2 separate regions of the Mus musculus genome follow, and region 2 is linked to region 1. A link is a loop called in an ENCODE intact Hi-C map of the cell type or tissue named here. Cell type or tissue: left cerebral cortex. All regions are shown on one strand. Links, peaks and the distances in the headings refer to the core of each region. The heading gives the core; the rest is flanking DNA. Region 1 overlaps Gm38806 (a long non-coding RNA gene). Region 2 overlaps Gsdme (gasdermin E).

Evidence for each region. Hi-C counts contacts between places; a loop is a spot of excess contacts. Peaks named below come from ENCODE experiments on the same cell type or tissue, not always from the same donor. Only the 100,000 strongest peaks of a DNase experiment are listed, where the experiment ranks them.
Region 2: a loop joins it to region 1, with 2.7 times the contacts of the local background. A loop is called at or near these places in 2 of 42 quality-filtered maps.

What each region holds. Positions count from the first base shown.
Region 1 is chr6:50,542,580-50,547,959 of GRCm38, forward strand. It overlaps Gm38806 (a long non-coding RNA gene), which reads left to right. Exons shown (of 3, transcript XR_869064.2): 3 at 157-399. Among named protein-coding and RNA genes, the nearest start is that of Gm38806, 4.5 kb to the left of the region's middle. In left cerebral cortex, for the core only: a CTCF peak has its summit at 3,055 (motif pointing left); DNase peaks (open chromatin) are centred at 3,028 and 4,156.
Region 2 is chr6:50,212,909-50,218,288 of GRCm38, forward strand. Gsdme (gasdermin E) reads right to left here. Exons shown (of 10, transcript NM_018769.4): 9 at 3,442-3,515. Among named protein-coding and RNA genes, the nearest start is that of Gsdme, 46 kb to the right of the region's middle. In left cerebral cortex, for the core only: no CTCF peak of the experiment used is centred there; DNase peaks (open chromatin) are centred at 2,355 and 2,553.

The sequences.
Region 1 (5,380 bases), core at 169-5,168:
TGTACTAGGCAGAGAATCCTGCTGGCCCCGTCTCAGGGGCAGGAACCATGTCATTCTACCCCTACCAGGGCTATGCTGAACTAGGCACAATGTGAACAGTCACTCTCTGTTTCCTGGCTTTGGACACCATGTGACCAGCCATTTCCTGCTTCCTAGCTGTGGACACCATGTGACCAGCCACTTCCTGCTTCCTAGCTATGGACACCATGTGACCAGTCACTTTCTGCTTCCTGGCTGTGGACACCATATGACCAGCCACTTCCTGCTGCCTCTCCCATTTCTTCTTTGTTTTGATGCACTGTATCTCCTGTCCTGGTTAACTCAAGTAACCCTTTCCTTAAGTTGCTCTTGTGGGATTTTTGTTACGAAAATAAAACACTCTTCTTTTGTGAAACAGAATAACATCTGATTGTATGTGTAACAGGTTTCACTTATCCATCTGTTGAGCAATATTTTAAAGCATTTAGAAGAATGCTCCTGTGCTATGAACGACACTTGGTAATAGTTATAAAGAAAAATTAAAAAAAATAAAATACACCAATCACATCTCTCCACTTCTTTTCTATGTTTATTTGCATTTCTTGTTAATGTGGTTAGATACTTTAAAATTATTTTAAGGACACATACTTTCATCTTTCTTTCCTCCATATTTTAACCAAATTTTTTAGGAAGGAAGGAAGGGAGGATGGAAGGATGGACAAACTGGGTCGTGCAGAGTTGTCGTCCAAGCACTGGGGGAGTGGAGGCCAGATGATTCAGTTCACGACCATTCTCAGCTATATCAGAAGTTCATGGCCAACCTGGAAAACATAAGATGTTATTTCAAAAAAAAGAAAAGAAAGGAGTATGCATACTGCCTGAGCCATGTTTTATGATAGTCTTTTAATTATACAAACTTATAAAGATTAAAGAAGCAGAAAAGCGAATATCTCCATCACCTGGGGACCACACTATCAGCTTGGTCAGCCTTGCATCCTGTCTTCTCCCATGTAACCCTGGTTCTGCCCCTAGCTTACTCTACTAAAATCCTGACACCATGTGGCTTAATCTGTAATCATTTCATTGTAACACCTAAGGCAATCAAACATTCTTAATACCATCAAGTATTCAGTCCCTGCTTCAATTTCCCGAATTGCCTTGTACATTTTTACGTTTGTTTGAATTAAGATGCAGACCAAATCAATACATTGCAATTGGCTGATGCCGTTCTAAGTCTTCCAACTGTGACTCGTCTGCATTTTGCTTTTGCTCACAGTGTTTTAAGGGAGTGAGCCATTTGTCTAGAACAGCTTTCTATAGTTTGCATTTTGCTCATTACATCTTTAAGAATGACTTCTTGTGTTCCTCTGACCCCAGTATTCCCTGCAAACTCCAGGTTGCATCTGGAGGCTCTGTCCTAGAATATAGCTAGTAGCCATTATTTTAAAATATTGCAGATACCTTGATTGGAGTTTATTGAGACTTGTGTTGGGCTTCTACAGAACTCACATCTGGCCTATTTTTCTTTAAGCCACTGACCCGTGATGATTTGCTATAGCAGTGACAGAAAAGGAACAGTGAGTGTCATGTTGATCCTTTCAACTTAGTTTCCAGCCTGGCATCCTGCTTCTGCTGCGAGAAGGTGTTCAAGTCTATCCACCGGAACACTCTTAGGTTTTCCTGCTGGAGCATACTCTCTTGAATGTAGCCAGAGGTTTCTCTGGTTACAACTTCTGGTGCTTGTCATGTTTCTCTCTGCAGTATGTAACACTAGGATTGCTGTCTTCCCTAGACAGTGGTGTGGTATCGGATACACCTGTCCCTCTTGAGACTTTCTAGGCCCGTAAGGCTGTCCCTCAAACCTTCTTTCTCTATGCTGACCTCATCTGATGGTTAACACTCACTGTCAAGTTGACACGATCTTGAGCCACTGAAGAGACAAGATCCTAGGTGAGTCTGTGATTCCGTGAGGATGGGGTTGACCAAGGAGGGAAGACCCACCCTAGATGTGTGTGCCATTCTACCAGGGGTTGGGGAAAGCAAGGTGAGTGCCCCCATCCATCGCTGCTTCCTGACTCCAGGTACCATGCAAGCAACTGGCCCCCCACCCCGCCGCTGCTGGAATATACTGTGCCCTCAAACTGTAAACCCCACCTTCCTTAAGATGCTTTTGTCAGGTGTCCTGTCATAGCAACTAGAAGAGTACTAATGTTCTATTCTTAGTGAGTACATCCATGTCAAAGTTCTCCTTGCCAGTGGGTCCTAACCCAGCATCTTCATCTCTGATCCTTCCTGTGTAACAAATCAGGCCTGTCTGTCCTTCATTGCCAGTGTCCACTCCTACAAACAACCCCCGTCTCAAACTCATGGCAAAACCCTAATTTCCATTGTTCCCCAGCTCTACCCTTTTCATTTTAATGCCTTCTCCAGATAACGATGTAAAATCTGAATGGTATGTAACACTCCTCTGTCTAATAACTTTCCTAAAATAAGAACTGTAGCTACCACCATGTGTTTATTTATCCGATTTTCTTCTTTATTGTACCACAAAAAAACAGAATTATTAGTTAGACCCCCCCCCCCCCCCAATGCTCCTTGACATTGACACAGACAGCCCCGCCCCCGTGAGAAGCTGAGGAATCATGGGAGTGAGCTTTGTGAGTCTGGAACCAGCTGGGGAGTTAGAAGGGTTAGCGATGTCCAGCTCAGACAGCGTGTGTCCTACAGAATTATAACACTTGAAATCTTCGCCAAAGCCCCTTCCTCTTAAGCTGTTGGGAGGTTTCACCAGAAAAAAGTTGCTTTTGCAACTCTTCTTTCAGATCCTCATACCTGACAAAACTTCTGGGTTTTGTTTTTAGGTATATAATTCCTCATTCTATGGACGGGCAAGCCTTTGAGACCCATAAAATTAACTGAGATGACAGTTACTACACAAGGGGTGGAGATTACAGTGTGAAGCAATCTGTTGGTTCAGCACGTGCAACGTTTAAGAAATGCCTTTTAAGTAATGTGTCTAGTGTGTTCATAGGCAGCCAGTGAATCATGTGAGCCTAGCGCCCTCTTGTGTTCACTAGGAGGCCAAGCACAGGGGCTTTCTATGACTTCCAAGGGATTTTTGTTTTGTTTTGAGATTTCAATTTTCATTTTATTAGTTTTTTTTTTTAATCAGTTACTTTGCAAAGACATCGTAGAGCATTAAGTCAAACACGTCTGTCAGTCTTCACCCCGTGTGACCACAGAGAACCAAGCACTGTTACTGTTACCGGAAGGGTGGGGATTTGGCCTCTAGTTTCCAAAGGTTACTGTCACCCTCAGAATCACGTGTTCAGATATCCAGCTTCCGGGTGACAAACCCACAAAATTCTCTTTTTTCTTTAACCTTACTCTCTCCAACACTTGACCTTTCTTTGTTTATTCCTTCTGGAGTGCCCAGGTCCTTATGCATTATGATAATGGTCTAAGGTTAAATATACTTTATAGATTTCCAAGGAGGACCGAATGTCTCTGGATTCCACAGACACCTGCAACCATGTGCAGCCCCCTGCTCCCGTGCAACTCACACACATAATGTAAAAAATAAAATACACCTTTAAAAATATGCTGCTGGAGAAGACCTACAGAGTCAACTAACCTGGGACCATGTGGACTCACAGAGACTGTCACTAGCCAGGGAGCAGGCAGGGGCTTGGCCTAGACCATCCCACACATTCGTAGCAAATGTTCAGCTTGGTCTTCATATGGGCCCCCTAACAAGTGCAGTGGGGGGAGTCTCCGTCTCTGTTCCCTGCCATTGGATCCCCTTCCCCTACCTGGGCTGCCCCGTTGGGCCTCATTGGGAGAGGATGTGCCTAGTCCTGCTGGGACTGGATGTCCCAGGGTAGAGTGGTACCCAAGGGGGGCTCCCCATCTCTGAGGAAAGGGGTAAGAAGCAATGGGGGGAGGGATTTGTAAGAGTGAGACTGAAAAGAGAGGAGGGGAGCTGTGATTGGGATATAAAGTGAATAAAAAATAAATTATTATAAAATATATGTTATGGATGTTGATGGCTTATGTAACCAGAGAGAACCCAGTTAGTCACTTGCCTTAGACAAAATAGGCACTGCAGGAGGCAGTGGACAAGAGGTAGGCACAGATTTTACTCTTATGTGTTCCCCAAGTGATATGTGTCCTCCACGAAGCTGGGAATGACTCATCGGAGATGGGTCCAAAATCCATGGACACCAACATCAGCCTTAAGCCTCTGTGCCCATACTCTACAAACCTGGCCACTATTTACCTTCTCAAGCTCTGATTTCCAAGCTGTAAAACAGTACCAATACCTAACTGGTAGGGCTGTTAGGAGGACTAAGTGAGATAACCTGTGTGAAGTATGCAGTGTACTGGCTTGCTTAGAATCTATGGAAAGATATAAGGCAAATATAGCACACACAGGCCGAATCAGGATGGCACGAGTCACTTGGTTACGTAAAGGTGTGGCCCTGGAAGACTCTGAGAGGAGGGAGAACACATTCTGGTGAGCCATCATCTAAAACCAAACTTCCACAGTTCTAACCACCACTGGGAAACAAACAAAGGGAGGGTTTTCAGTCAAAGGCAGGGAACCAACTGTGAGGAAAGAGAGAATCACAACTTCCACAGTCTCACAATGGCTGACAACAAAACAACAGGGCATTTATGCCTTTGCTCAATGTTAAGTCCCGAATAAGTACCCAGGATTTGCTGAACAGGATTCGAGATCATACACAGTCATACAAGATCATACACGGTCATACAACTCTTCCGATTCTCCCTTCAGATAGCGGGAATCACCACCAGTAGCTGGAACCTCCAGGAAAGCTTTTGTTGATTATGTCACTCAGAAGGCCCCAAAACTCCATGGGCTGCTGCTTAGGAGAGAGTGCCCGAGAGTCCTAGCCAAGGGAAGTGGGCCATAGGCTGGTTTTGAGAAAGAGTTTGCTATTGATTAGAACAGGTATGAGGACCTTGCTACCTATGAAGCAATTTGGTTCAAAATCCCCTTCCTGATTGCAAGCTTGTACAACCACTCTGGAAATCAATCTGGCGGTTCCTCAGAAAATTGGACATAGTACTACCGGAAGATCCAGCAATATCTCTTCTGGGCATATATCCAGAAGATGCCCCAACCAGTAAGAAGGACACATGCTCCACTATGTTCATAGCAGCCTTATTTATAATAGCCAGAAGCTGGAAAGAACCCAGATGCCCCTCAACAGAGGAATGGATACAGAAAATGTGGTACATTTACACAATGGAGTACTACTCAGCTATTAAAAAGAATGAATTTATGAAATTCCTAGCCAAATGGATGGACCTGGAGGGCATCATCCTGAGTGAGGTAACCCAATCACAAAGGAACTCTCACAACATGTACTCACTG
Region 2 (5,380 bases), core at 100-5,099, 330 kb before region 1:
TCAGGCTGCTCGTGGCCGTATGTCAGAGCTTGTGGATGTTCTTTCCTTGGCTTGATATGTGAGCTCCAGAATGTGAGCTTTTGGGCTTTTTAAACTCAGATTTTTAACTCTGATTTTCTCACTTATATCCTGAACTGCTTTTTCTTGCCTCTTTGTAGAATTTTGTTTATATTCTCTTGGATCTCATTCCATTTCCTTGGGATCATTACTATGAACTCTTCAAACTTCCTTCTCAGAGATTATTTTTAGAGAATAGCTATTCTCTTTGGAGCTGGCTTGTTCTCTATATCCTGTACATCTGTGGAACATCCAGTATTTTGAGGCATTTTCTGTAGGAATTTTTGTTTGTTCAAATGTCAATTGGATAGATGCTCGGGTTGTAGTTACACATGAGCTCAAAGGAGCAGCCCTGTGGGGTACCTTACTTGGTTCCTATCATGAGGGTCTACGAGAACATCAATTATCCTGTCTACAGTAATTTCTTGAGGTAGGGCTTTGCAGTAAACATAGGCTTCCAAGAGTGTATTCAGCTGCTATGGAATCATTAGTATGAGGTGCAGTTATCCCTAGGTCTGTGCAGGTAAGCGTAGATCACACTAAGAGTTGTGGGAGATGCTAGGGTCTGTAGCACCAATACCCACAATTCTTAAGCCACAGGATAGAACCAGACCCATTCCCCAGGTCTTGCCAGATGAACACTTCTGATAACCATAGGATTTAAGGAATTGAAACATGAAAGAGCACTTCCCTAGTCCATGGGGATAAAGTTGCTGGGGTTTAGCTACTTTTATGGAGGTGTGATATCCAGACAGTACCTTCCCCAGAACCCAAGAGATAAGCACAAGTTTTACTCAGTACCAAAAGCCCTAACCCAGTCTGTGGACTATGGAAGACAAGTTCCTTGGGTTATCTCAGTAGTTCTGGTTTCCATGCTTGGAGGAGCAGGGCACAGGGGAGAATTTCTCTTTGTGCTACTAGGTTAATATGAGTAGTATGTAGGCTTGCCCTTTGATGTCTGGGGTCTGAGGCTGCAAACCAAGGTGGAAACATACCTAGGTCATGCAAAGAGTAAGTAATGGGGAGGCTAAGACCTATGGCATCATTTGCCATGGACCTGAAGATCATAGACGTGATCTGAACTACAAGCCTGGGTGCGGCTGAGACTGTAGACAGGAAAAGCTCCCTCGTTCCCTCTGTGGGTAGGTACAGGTGTCACTGGCAGTGGGGTCCCTGACCACCAGATTCCTGGAATTGTCAGACCTGCCTGGGAATTGGTGAGCTCCTGTTAGATATGTGCAAGTGAGGCTGGAATTTTAGAGTGCAGCTACATCCCACAGCCTCAAGGTTGTAAGGTGAGGAGATCTGCTCCCATGTATATGGCTATGCTACTTCTGAGCCTGAAGTGGTAGAATTCTGATGGCGCTGCCTTCCACCTAATGTGGGCACGAGACCCAAGGTTTCTGACAAGGCAAGAGTCCTGCTGATTATGGGAGGCCCAAGTCAGGTGTCCACTCCCTTTAGAGTCCTGTTTACACAAGCTAGTTCTTCAGACATAAAGCTATGTTACAATTGCAGTTGCAGTCACTGGCTTACAAGAGGAGGAGGTCTGCTGCCATTTTCTGTTCTTTTTCCCAGGGTAGTACCAGGCTTGGTGAAGGGCAGGGGACATACAACAGGTGCTCCCCCTCATTGTTCAGAATTCTAGACAATTTTTTTTCTTCTAATTTCAAGAGTTCTGCAAAATATAAGGTTTTTCCCTTTGCTCTGTGGTGGGCACACATACACTACCACTGCCATCCTCTGGTTGTTTTGCTTATTAATGTAAACAGCAATATTAGAGTTTCTTGAATATTTGAAGGAACTCAAGTGTAGGTACTATCATTTGTTAATTGTGTTTCCAGCTCCAAGAACCTTTGCCTCTGCAATTCCTGACTTGGAATATTTTCTAGATTTTTCTACTGATTTTTCTACCAGTTCACAGTAAATGGTTAACAAATCTGACCCTTCACCCAGAACCCATCAGGAAGACTCTTCAGAGTTACCCGGGCTTTCAAACAGAAGTGCAAGTAGATTGGGCATCCTCTTTTAAGTCAGTTGCTTGAAGAAGTATTTAATACCCCATGCCTGCAGGAGCCTGGCTCTTTTAAGAGAACAGCAAGCCAATTTGTAGACTTTACCTGGATTGCCTAAGGGCACCTAGGAAGATCTTTTAAAGAAACAGGATTTGTCTTTGTTGAACAGCCTCCAAAGACAGGCTAGTGCATCTGGAGGCAGCCAGTGGAAAGGCAGGCAGGACTCTGCCAGTCCATTCTGGAACTCCAAGTCTGGTTCCTGCCTGGTTATGGAACAGCAGCCAAGGTCAGAACCAGAACTGACTGTAGTGTGAGTTCATTAGGGCCTGATTCCCTTAGCACACGTTTCTTCTTTATATACTTCCTGAATAGCTTTAATTGTTCCCTAAATACTCAAGAAATAGACTGGAAGTGCTGAGCACTCAGTGCTGCGAGAGAGACCAGAGCTGTTTTGCTCATCACTGCATACAATTAGGACAATTACATCATTTCTATAATCAAACTAGCAGCCATCACCCTCAGCTGCTCTCAGATAGGCTGGCATGCCTCCAAATAGTTGATTGTCCCTGAGGACACAGAGTCTGTGGTCAGTTTGGATGGAATCTGGCCAGCTGTGTGATCAGTACCTAGTGGTCTTAGCTTCTGATACCTCCTCCATACAGAACAACATCCAAGACAACCTATATGGTTTGGTGTTCCCAGAGGACATACAGAACATATGTAGGTCCTGTCTAGGTGGTCCGTGCATGGCCAGCTTAGTGCTATGGGATAGTAGTGGACCCTGGTCCTATACCAGACCTTAAAATAAGTGACCCAGGTGTGCCTTTCCCCAAACACAGGTTGTGTGAGACTAGCTGGGTAATGGGATAGCCTGTTGCTGGTTCCTCTACTAATTAATTGCCCTCTCTCTAACTTGGGAACTTAGGTCCACGCTGGGGCTAGACTCATTACTGATCACTTGCTCTTGTAGTGCCGTTTCCAGAGAGCACCAAGCTATACTGATATTTTAAGAGAAAAGCTATGTCTCCTCCAGGCAAAGCAGGCCTGAGTTCTTCCTGGCAAGTGTGACACAAAGCACCTTCAAATCATTCCACACAACTACAGTGATCAACAACGGTTGCTGGGCCTGGCTGGGCCAAGCTATGCCAGTTGTCTCCAAACTGGGAAAATCTGGAATCTGTAGACCAAGCTTCTTTGCTAGCCAGTTCCTTGAGCTTTGGACCTCAGAGCTCCCAAGTACCCATGTGCTAGTGCTGACACCTGCTTACACCGTCTCAAGCTGAGAGACTAGAGCTCTTACCAGCTGGCCAGCACCTATCCCTCCTCCCCATTCCTTTCCACCCCACTGTCCCATCCGAAGGTTCCTTACCAAGCAGCACAGCGAAGAAATAACATGGAGTTTGCAGCAAGTCCCCAGGAAAACTGTGGCATTATCAGGCATTTCTGTAGATGACATGCATTCAGGTCATTTTCACTGTCAAAAACAAGTTTGCAGAAGCCAGGCACAGTGATGCATGCTTGTAATCTCATCATTTGAGAGGTTAGGCAAAAGGACCAGCCTGAGCTATGCAGTGAGCCCTTGTGTTACAAGGAAAGAGCAGTGCAGCCAGCCCTACCTAGGTGATGCCTAGTTTATATTTCAGTAGCTTGCTACCACCAATTAGAAAAAGTAAATGTGTGCTCAGGCCAGGTGTGTAGCATCCCCTTAATTCTAGCACTTGGGAGGCAGAAATACAATCTCTGAGCATTCCAGGTCAGCCAGAGCTACACAGACTGTCTTAAAAACAAGAGTGCGGTCACATTTGAAGGCAATGCTGGTTCTCTGTGGGGTCTCATGGGAATCCAGTCCCTAGAGCATGTTCGGTGACATTGAATTTGCTGGTCAGAAGGAAGGGCATGGATTCTGGGAAAGGATAATTGGCTCAAAACTCTCTTATAGAGTGGTTAGAGCCCTTCTAGGTAACCAGGCTGGAATGTTTTGTTTCTGAGTTTCTGGGGCATATTCTTGCTACAAAACCCAGAATAGCCTTGAATGCAATTATTCTGCTTCTCCCTAGTATTGGAATTTATAGGCATGTGTGGTGACACACAAAATACTCTGGGTGTACCTCTAAGAGCCTGTTTTTTTTTCTGTTCATTTGGCCCATTACAGAGTATTTAGGAGCACATGTCAGGCCACTGCACGAACATGAAGGGTTCCACCATGCCACCAGTCCCTTTGTCAGTGACAGGACACAGCTGGGGCAGTATCGTGAGAGGGCCCTGCCAACTCCCCACCCTGCCAGAAGAAATGAAAATCAGTGCCATGCAGGCTTTTATTAACTATCTTCCAGTGTAAAACAGAACTCCCCTTGGAGCTGCTAAGTCACAGAGCATAGTGACCACTCATGCGCTCATGTCTTATAGATGACATGTCACTGAGGCTGTGACCCAGAGAGGACAAAAGGACATGAGGGAAGAGGCAGCCCCGTAAGTAATCCCACCAGAGAACCGCAACAGATCCTTCCAATGTGGTCGTGCACCTGCCTCTAAGAAATCTGAGTTTCCTGTGTTCCAAAGGAGGCCCTCACCCTACTCCAGGAAGATGACAATAGAAAGCACAGGACTGAGAAGCGCATGTCATGTCAGGCAAGCACTATCACACCTACAGTTCCACCCTTCACCCTCCAGAGTGCCTCTCCTGCATCCCTCATCTCTAGAGATGTTTACCCAGAACTCTGAGCATAGCACAGAGAAAGCTCTCACCCTGATGCTTGTCATAGGCCAGACATGCTGTGCCCTCCCCTAACTGCCTGAGAGATGGTGTAAGTCTGCCCAGTGAGTCTGGAAAAGGCTGTTCAGTTACAAATGAGGTTCTATGGTGAAACCTGGGGTTTGCTTGCCATCACACAGGCAGGGGAAGTTTTCCAGGAGACCAGAGACTGCAGGGCTGGAAGCAGCTAAACAGGTTAAAGCCACTGATAGGGCCCAAGAGGACCACTTTCTATTCTAGCACTTTCCCTAGGATTCACCAGGATACTACCAAAAGAGCTTTAAATGAGCCATCCTCTGCTGCAGCAGCTGCAATGAAACTACGGCTTAGAAGGAAAGGGCAGGCTTGATGCAGACACTGCATGGCTTAGAAGGAAAGGGCAGGCTTGATGCAGACACTGCATGGCTTAGAAGGAAAGGGCAGGCTTGATGCAGACCCTGGCTACACCTAAAGCTTTCCCTGCATCCGGTTTCCAAACAGGAATAGGTTTTGTGTTAGAGCCCCTTGTGGGGCCACCACAGCTGCAGAGCTGTGTCTAAAGTCAGGAAGAACAGGG